2 separate regions of the Homo sapiens genome follow, and region 1 is linked to region 2. A link is an interaction called in ENCODE POLR2A ChIA-PET data of the cell type or tissue named here. Cell type or tissue: endothelial cell of umbilical vein. All regions are shown on one strand. Each heading gives the region's core, and the rest is flanking DNA. Links, peaks and the distances in the headings are about the cores only. Region 1 has its middle 290 kb from the start of LINC01689. Region 2 has its middle 420 kb from the start of LINC01689.

Region 1 (4,409 bases), core at 280-4,279, 120 kb before region 2:
CCAAGTCCCAGAACTTCTGACTTGGGTATATAATCAAGTGAGTAGACTTTACAGGTTGAACAGGAGGATAAATCTTTAAAGACTTTAACGTTAAAATCTACTTGAAAGTATCATTTTTATTTACTTCCAAAAAAAATTTATGCCAACTAAGCCACTGTTTAAAATAACGATTAGAATAATACCTATAATTAATTGATGTTAACCTTATCTTCATAGAAAGAGAAGGATCAGCTGTGCATGGTGGCACACACATGCAGTCCCAGCTACTGAGGAAGATGATGAGGCAGGAGGACCGCCTGAGCCCAGAAGTTTAAGGCTGCAGTGAGCTAAGATTAAGTAACATTCCTAAAGACACATACCAGGTCTTTAGCTCAGAGCTGAGTTAAAATTTGACCAAAATCTATATGACCTATGTCTGGGTCTACGTTCTAAACCACTTTCTGTTAATTGAACAGTAGATGTTTTTCTTTGTGATGGATGCTATACTTCAATATGCCTCAAATGTTTTTGACATATTAAATAAAAAATATATAGTTTATCAATACAATTATATTTTCAAATGTAATAAAGTTAGATACAAATCCTTGAAGAAATGTTTATGGCAACAAGAAAAACTAAATATCTATTCCACAGTGCTTTTATGGAAGAGGGCTCACTATTCTGATACACTGTGTTTGCCTTGAAAATTAAACTTTAACAAAAATTATCAATAATGAAATATTCTTTATTATATGGATTATATTTAATGTTATACAAAAGAACCAGCTAATTCTGTTTAGAAATTAAAAACTAGAAGAAAATCAAAATATTATTTTGTAATTCCACTTTGCTTAACCTGTTAAACTACCTACGACCTTAGGCAGTTTCTTGTGTATTATGTTAATAATATGTAGGTGACATTTTCTCTACTTTTGTTTATTAGTTTCAACATGTATGAAATAAAATAATCTGCCATCAAATGCTCTTTGAGACTTATCTTACTTAAACCTGGAGATTGAAATCCTTAAAGGATTTTAGGGAATGTATACAATGCCACAGCAAGTAGAATCAGAGCTGGTTGTATTAATGTATGTTGGCTACAAACCTCATTCTTTCCTGTATCTTTCCAGAAAACAATATGAAACTCCCATCTGCCACTTCGATAGTTTCCTGAACCCAGTAAACTTTCGGATCACAAATAGTCTAGACTTTTAGCTTTGAGTAAGCATTGATCCTTCTATGGTTAAACATACAAGTTTAGATCTGGAACATAGTTTGGAGCTGATCTCATAATTTTATTCCATTTACTCAGTAAACAGAGAGAAAGGAAGAATGACAGCCAACTAGGCATTTTATGGAAAAGGTATTTTCAGCAATAAATTATACACCTACAGAAATGTACCGCAACATTTTGATTTCAGACTACCAACAAATTTAGTTAAGCTATTTTATAAACCATATTTTTGTTTTAATTTCCTCCAACCATTTTTTAATACCTAAGTGAGTACACAAACAATATCTGGAGAAAACACCAGCTGGTAACATGTAAACCTTCTACTTGGAGAAACTCCTTTGCAGACATTTAAAAACACAGAAACCTGGACCTAAACTTCGATGAGCTGTAGGGGTCAAAGATTATTTTATAGGGCTCCACGGTTCATTCCACCTCTCACAAGAATTGAGACTCAGTACATTAGAAATACTTTTTGTTAGGTAATTTGGTGTCAGGAAGCAAAGTTAAAGGCCAAGCATCTGGGGCTTCTGATTTTAGTCTGAGCTTGGCCACTAATGAATTGTGTGTCCAGAAGTTCAGGATGGGGCAGGGATGGTATCTCTCTCCCTCATTCCTCTATCTTCAAGGCTGGCCCAGTGTCTTACTAGACACTCAATAAAAAATGAATCTCATTCTCCTTCTTCTTGAGAAGATTAAAAAAAAATAACAACCATTTGCTAGCACATTTTACGTGGAAGGGAACATATTTAATTGATTTAATCAGGACCACTTTCTTCTGAAGGTCGGAGTGTCCATTAAATTCTGTATGAGAAGAGGCATTTTGTGGCGGGGGGTGTCAAATGTGAGTTTATTCAGGTTTCTGGTCAGCATTAAAAAGGAGGTGGTGGGAGGGATTGTAAGAAGATGATTACTTCTTCTGACGCCTTAGAAGGAGAGTTCAAAAGGAAATTGACTTTGATTCTCGTGATTTCTTGAGGAAAGAGTGGAGGCCTATTTCCTCCTCTGGTGTGGTGAGATGAGGTTGCAGAGGTCAAATACAATGATTTATGGACATGGTCTTAGAAAGCAGGTCGGTTGAATCGAAAAAATAATTAAAAGTACTCTCTTTCATGGTCTTTCCTGATAAACTACAGAAAGAAGTGTTACTGATGCAATACAGTGCTTTCTGATGGAGTGCTGCTGGGACAAATTGTTCACAGCAGACTATTCTGGCAGTATGAAAGGTGTTTGAGAAATTGCCAGAATTCTTTTTCTGTTTGTTTGTTTTTGTTTGGAGGCCATTTCTTTGAGATGAGATAATTTATATAAGAATGTTTTCCTTACTATGCACAGCAAATTATGTAATGATATTTTGTTAACAAGTATTAATGTTAAATATATTTCTTCAATTTATGTAGTTTTATGGTAGAATTTAAAGATAAATTGTTATTATTTTTATTTGTATACATTTAAGGAGTACAAGTGCCGTTTTGTTACATGCATATACTGCATAATGGTGAAATCTGGGCTGACGAGGAATTCAAACATTACTTAAAAAAATAAAAGGAATGAATAGTCTAATTAGAAATGCTTTGCAAATAATCTAGACACATATTGCTAACTTATAAATTCATGGCTCTGTGAGCATCGTATCGTCTTCTTTGATGGCTTGGAGTCCTATGAAGGGCTGATAAATAGATTGGTCTCCATTGATTTGAAAGATAATATTATACACAGCTAAATATATTCTACAGGAATGGCATTGGCAATTTCTACCATAAAGACTACATAAATTGAAGAAATATACTTCACATTAATACTTGGTAACAAAATCTCATTACATAATTTGCTGTACCTAGTAAGAATACCTAATTCTTCAATACAACCCTTGCTGTGTTGAGGAATTTGGTGGCCTACACACTGGAGGAAGTTCTGCAGGTTTGTTCTCTAGGTGGGTCCAGCTGAAATTAAACTGTAGGCCCTTTCTGCTCTAAGTGAGACTGCAAAACCTATTAGAAAAGCAGTATCTCAGGCCTGTTCTCAGATCCACTGAATTAGAATCATCATTTTAATAATGACCCCAGGTAGAATAAATGGATGAAAGTTAAAGTTTGAAAGCCATCTTCTAGGCTTTTAGAATGTAAAATAAAGTATGCACTGCATATAAACAATCCAACTCACAGGAAATACTAGTATTCACTAGTAGAACTGGACACAAATAAGCCTTATCAGTCTCTTTTGAGTTTCCCTATTCAAATTTTTAAATCTATATTATGTGTATATAATATCATCAAACATATTATATTTAACATAATGTCATATAATATTTTATATTAGAATTGTGTCAGAGAACTTTAGAAAGTATAGGCCAATGTTTTTATTTTGCGGATGAAAAATTGGAGGCATGGAGAGGTAAAATGACATACCCAAGCTTCCACAGGTAGTCAGTGGCAGAATTCTAGCAACTAGGTTGGTCTCTGGAATCTAGTCTGGGGCTCAGAAAATAGAGATACTGTCTTCCCTCTGTAAATTCACTAAACGCATTAACCCAATCATTTTATTTTGACTTCAAAGAATGTATGACTGTTATTAATATGTAAAAAAGTCTGTGCATAAATATGTATACATGAAATATACTAGTGTTTAATGATGGCTATATAAAAGAAAAGGATTAAGGGCTATTTCAGTTTTCAGGACAAGCAAGTGTACATAGGAAATTATATGCAATAATTATATAATAAGGGATCAGCTGTGACTGATATTTTAAGGTTGTGTGTGATATGTGGGGAGGGATGTGACTCCCTGTAAGTGTGTGTGTTTTTGGTAAAAAGCTTAATTCTTATCTTTCATTGTAGGGAGTCAAAAGAAGTGGCTAATTTGAAAACAACAAGAGAGAAATGGAAGCATAAACTTGATTTTTTTAGAAATAAAAAGGCAGATTTTTAAGAATATAGCTAGAGGACTTGAACTCTGTGGCCTCTGGAAAGCAGGAATGACAGGTGGAAAAAAATCAATGGACTGTTTTGTTTTTAAAAACTCTATAGTCCTAGAGGCTACCAAAAGGCTATAATTACATTTGAATTCATTTTTATACTACTTTGACAAAAATTAAACTTACAAAAGGAGAGAATGAAAGAAAATACATCACTTGTTTACCTTATGGTTCAGAAACAACTCAATTCAAACCCTGCAGATCAGTTAACTTTAAAAAATATTG
Region 2 (4,409 bases), core at 335-4,334:
ACATGTTATGTTAGTATTAAAGTCAATTTACAGGCCGGGTGCGGTGGCTCACGCCAGTAATCTCAGCACTTTGGGAGGCTGAGGTGAGTGGGTCACTTGAGGTCAGGAGTTCGAGAACAGCCTGGCCAGCATGGTGAAACCCCATCTCTACTAAAAATACGAAAATTAGCTGGGCGTGGTGATGCATGCCTGTAATGCCAGCTACTCAGGAGGCTGAGGCACAGGAATCGCTTCAACCCAGGAGGTAGAGTTTGCAGTGAGCTGAGATTGCACCACTGCACTCCAGCCTGGGCAACAGAGTGAGACTCTGTCTCAAAAAAAAAAAATAAAGTCAATTTACCATATTTTACAAGGTAGCTATAGGTATTTTATTGCTTTAGACCTCATTAAATATTGGGTCTCTAATGTGCTATAATTTCTTTGCCTCACAAGGATATATGAGAATTCAGAAATGGACATTTCAGTAGATAATTGAGTCATACTTTACATGGTAAAAAATAATGTAATTGCAAAATTAGGAACTTCCTATGGTGTTAGGCTTATAATCATCCTACCAAAAGAGAGATTATGTGTGGCAACAAGGAAATTCTAGGTTTTTGAAGGAGACTGTAGCAGATTTAGTCTGTATAGAAACTGCAGAACTCATCACCCAAAGCAGGTGAGTGATGGGGACACATCTCTGGCACTGACACTCTTGTGTGCTGCTTGGGCAATGCCACACTTATAAACACAATGTCTTCTGAAATTGCCATTACAAAGGAGGTATCATCTACAAGTCTTACAAAACCTGACTCGTGGAAACAACAGGTGCTGGAGAAGATGTGGAGAAATAGGAACACTTTTACACTGTTGGTGGGACTGTAAACTAGTTCAACCATTGTGGAAGTCAGTGTGGCAATTCCTCAGGGATCTAGAACTAGCAATACCATTTGACCCAGCAATCCCATTACTGGTTATATACCCAAAGGATTATAAAACATGCTGCTATAAAGACACATGCACACATATATTTATTGTGGCACTATTCACAATAGCAAAGACTTGGAACCAAGCCAAATGTCCAACAATGATAGATTGGATTAAGAAAATGCAGCACATATAAACCATGGAATACTATGCAGCCATAAAAAATGATGAGTTCATGTCCTTTGTAGGGACATGGATGAAGCTGGAAACCATCATTCTCAGTAAACTATTACAAGGACAAAAAACCAAGCACTGCATGTTCTCACTCATAGGTGGGAATTGAACAATGAGAACACATGGACACAGGAAGGGGAACATCACACACTGGGGCCTGTTGTGGGGTGGGGGGAGGGGGGAGGGATAGCATTAGGAGATATTCCTAATGTTAAATGACGAGTTACTAGGTTCAGCACACCAACATGGCACATGTATACATATGTAACTAAACTGCACGTTGTGCACATGTACCCTAAAACTTAAAGTATAATAAAATAAAATAAAATAAAATAATAAACCTGACTCGCCTTTTTTTTTTCTTTTGCTGACGTAGAAAAATTCACATCTTCTACAATCACTCTAAACTTGCTCTTGATTACCAATAGTTTGTCTGGACCAGAATCAATATAGTCTTGATGTGATGTGAAACGGTCAATAACACCTTTGAAGTTTTCATTTCAGTATAAAAGGACCTCATTTTCTGTCTTTTCTTATTTTTGCCAAGGGGGCAAAAATAGGTGGTGAGAAGATATTAGGACATGTAATACACTGAGTGATAATTCTGATTAAAATGATTTTTAAATAATCACTTAATGTATTAGATTAAGATAGTTTTGGAATTTGACATTTCTTCCCTACACATTAATTTCAGAAGACAAAGAAATAGTATTGCACATATTTTAGTTAGTAAAGACCATTTTGTTAATATTTCTTTAAAAATTATTACTAAAAATCACAAAGAATTGAAAATTGTATACAAACGGTTTAATCTCTCAGGGTTGTCAAATACTCTATTAAAATGGTAATTTATGGAGAAAGGAGATAATCTACCATTTATTTATAAATACATGGTACCAACTAACTTATAATGGATTTTTATCAACAAGCATTTTGTGGAGTGCATTTCAAATTACAAATTAAATTTATCTGTGTAGCTGAATATAAAATATTTGCTTTAAAATTTGGTAAATTAGACTCATGACCCTGAAAAATGGAGCAATATACTTCTTAAAAAATTTATTTGAAGCCATCAGAAATAAGTACAGGTATACCTAGTTTTATCATGCCTGTCTTTATTGGGCTTCACAGATACCGTGCTTTTTTTTTTTTTTTTTTTTTTTTTTTAATAAATTAAAGGTTTGTGGCAACACAACAGAGCAAATATATCAGTGGCAGTTTTTCCAACAGCACGTGCTCAATCCATATCTCTGGGTCACATTTTGGTAATTTTCACAATATTTTCAAACTTTTTCACTGTATCTATGATGATGACCTTTGATTAGTGATCTTTGATGTTACTATTCTAATTATTTGGGGGCACCATGAACTGCACCAATATAATCAAGAATTGTGTGTGTTCTGACAACTCTGAAGCTGTGATGGTTCTTCAGATTAGAGTCTTTTTCAAATTGAAGCAAAGCAGCTGGGTCTTGATAGCACAACATCAGCCAAACAATGACTGAAAGCCACCTTGGGAAGGAATGAAACATTGTTTGAGTCAGTTTCCTGTGGCTAAGGCTAATTTCTGTTGACGGATGCAACTGAGAGCTTTTGGCAGCTGATATTAATAACAGAAGGCGGCCGGGCGTGGTGACTACGCCTGTAATCCCATCACTTTGGGAGGCCGAGGCGGGCTGATCCATGAGGTCAGGAGATGGAGACCAACCTGGCCAACACAGTGAAACCCCGTCTCTACTAAAAATACAAAAAAAAAAAAAAAAAAGCTGGGCGTGGTGGTGGGCCCCTGTAGTCTCAGCTACTCCGGAGGCTGAGGCAGGAGAACGGCGTGAACCCGGGAGGTGGAGCTTGCAGTGAGCTGAGATCGCGCCACTGCACTGCAGCCTGGGCGACAGACCAAGACTCTGTCTCAAAAAAAAAATAAAAATAAAAATAAAAAGTAACAGAAGGGGTGTGGATGTGTCAGCCCTGAAGAGGATCATCTGGCCAGAAAACCAGAGTATCCACTATAGTCCACCCCTTGCATCATTCATAGTCACATGTATCTTTTAATATTTGTCCTAAACTGAGCTACTCTAGGTTTCTTTCTTATGTTTCATGGAAGGGACTAAAGGCTATGCTGCTGCAGTTGATCTTGAAGCCATTTTTGATACTCATCACCTGCCTGGTCACCTAACTTCAAGTTTTCACTTGCCCTGAGTTAGCGGCTCTGCTCATGTAGGTGGTATGACTATTGAGGTAACTCAAGCCTTCATCACTAAGGGGTTTAAGGCCCTTTCTAGAAAAGTTTAAGACGAGTCTTATTGTATCCAATGGTGGAAACATTTTCCCTCTGGAGACCAGAAATCTGGACTTGTAAAAAGAACAAATTCCCCATGTGTGCCACTTGATCAATGTTAAGTGGTCACTCATTTCCTCCCCCTCCCCTTTTATTTCTAGGTGCATGTATTCTGCATAGTAGATGTAGAACAGATAATCATCGACAGGCTCATAATTAAGGGTATACAGTTTAACCTGGAAGATGCCTGATCATCACAAGTTGTCCTTAAGATGGCATTTCAGCTTCATTTTTAAGAGGGCATTTCAGGGGCCAGGCACGGTGGCTCATGCCTGTAATCCCAGCACTTTGGGAGGCCGAGGCAGGCAGATCACCTGAGCTCAGGAGTTCAAGACCAGCCTGACCAACATGAAGAAACCCCGCCCTTACTAAAAATACAAAATTAACAAGGCATGGTGGTGCATGCCTATAATCCAAGCTACTCAGGAGGCTGAGGCAGGGGAATTGCTTGAGCCCAGGAGGCAGAGGTTGCAATGAGCCAAGATTGCACCATTGCATTCCAGCCTGGGCAACAAGAGTGAAACTCCATCTCAAAAAAAAAAAAAAAAAAAAAAGTGGGGGGCATTTCAGTGTTCCAACAGACAAGTGGATACATTGTGATATGAAATATGACTGGATCAAGTACTCCATGATTACCTACCTACCTAAAACTCCCTCTCCCTTCTCCTTGCTGTTGAATGGATCCCTTAATCTTATACGATGTTATGTGGAATCCTGGGTTGTTGAGCAAAACTCTCTGTAATTCCTCAGTTAGTAGAACTAAGCAAGTTGCTACAGGTAGGAAAGAAAAACCTGTATCTAGAATACAAGTTGTTTCCAGTAAAAATAGTAAATGATCATTTCCAGTGTTGAAGGGGTTTAGTGTAATCAACTGGCTAGTGAGTAGATAGTTTGTCTCAAAGACGAACATTCATTTTAGGGACTAAGGGTT

The links. ChIA-PET counts read pairs that join two places held together with the same protein. Peaks named below come from ENCODE experiments on the same cell type or tissue, not always from the same donor. Only the 100,000 strongest peaks of a DNase experiment are listed, where the experiment ranks them.
Region 1: POLR2A ChIA-PET joins it to region 2 with 6 read pairs; 2 of 35 experiments call an interaction of 5 or more read pairs at or near these places.

The regions. Positions count from the first base shown.
Region 1 is chr21:24,025,519-24,029,927 of GRCh38, reverse strand. No RefSeq gene overlaps it. Among named protein-coding and RNA genes, the nearest start is that of LINC01689, 290 kb to the left of the region's middle. In endothelial cell of umbilical vein, for the core only: no CTCF peak of the experiment used is centred there; a DNase peak (open chromatin) is centred at 2,227.
Region 2 is chr21:23,903,427-23,907,835 of GRCh38, reverse strand. No RefSeq gene overlaps it. Among named protein-coding and RNA genes, the nearest start is that of LINC01689, 420 kb to the left of the region's middle. In endothelial cell of umbilical vein, for the core only: no CTCF peak of the experiment used is centred there; a DNase peak (open chromatin) is centred at 2,685; H3K27ac peaks cover 677 bases.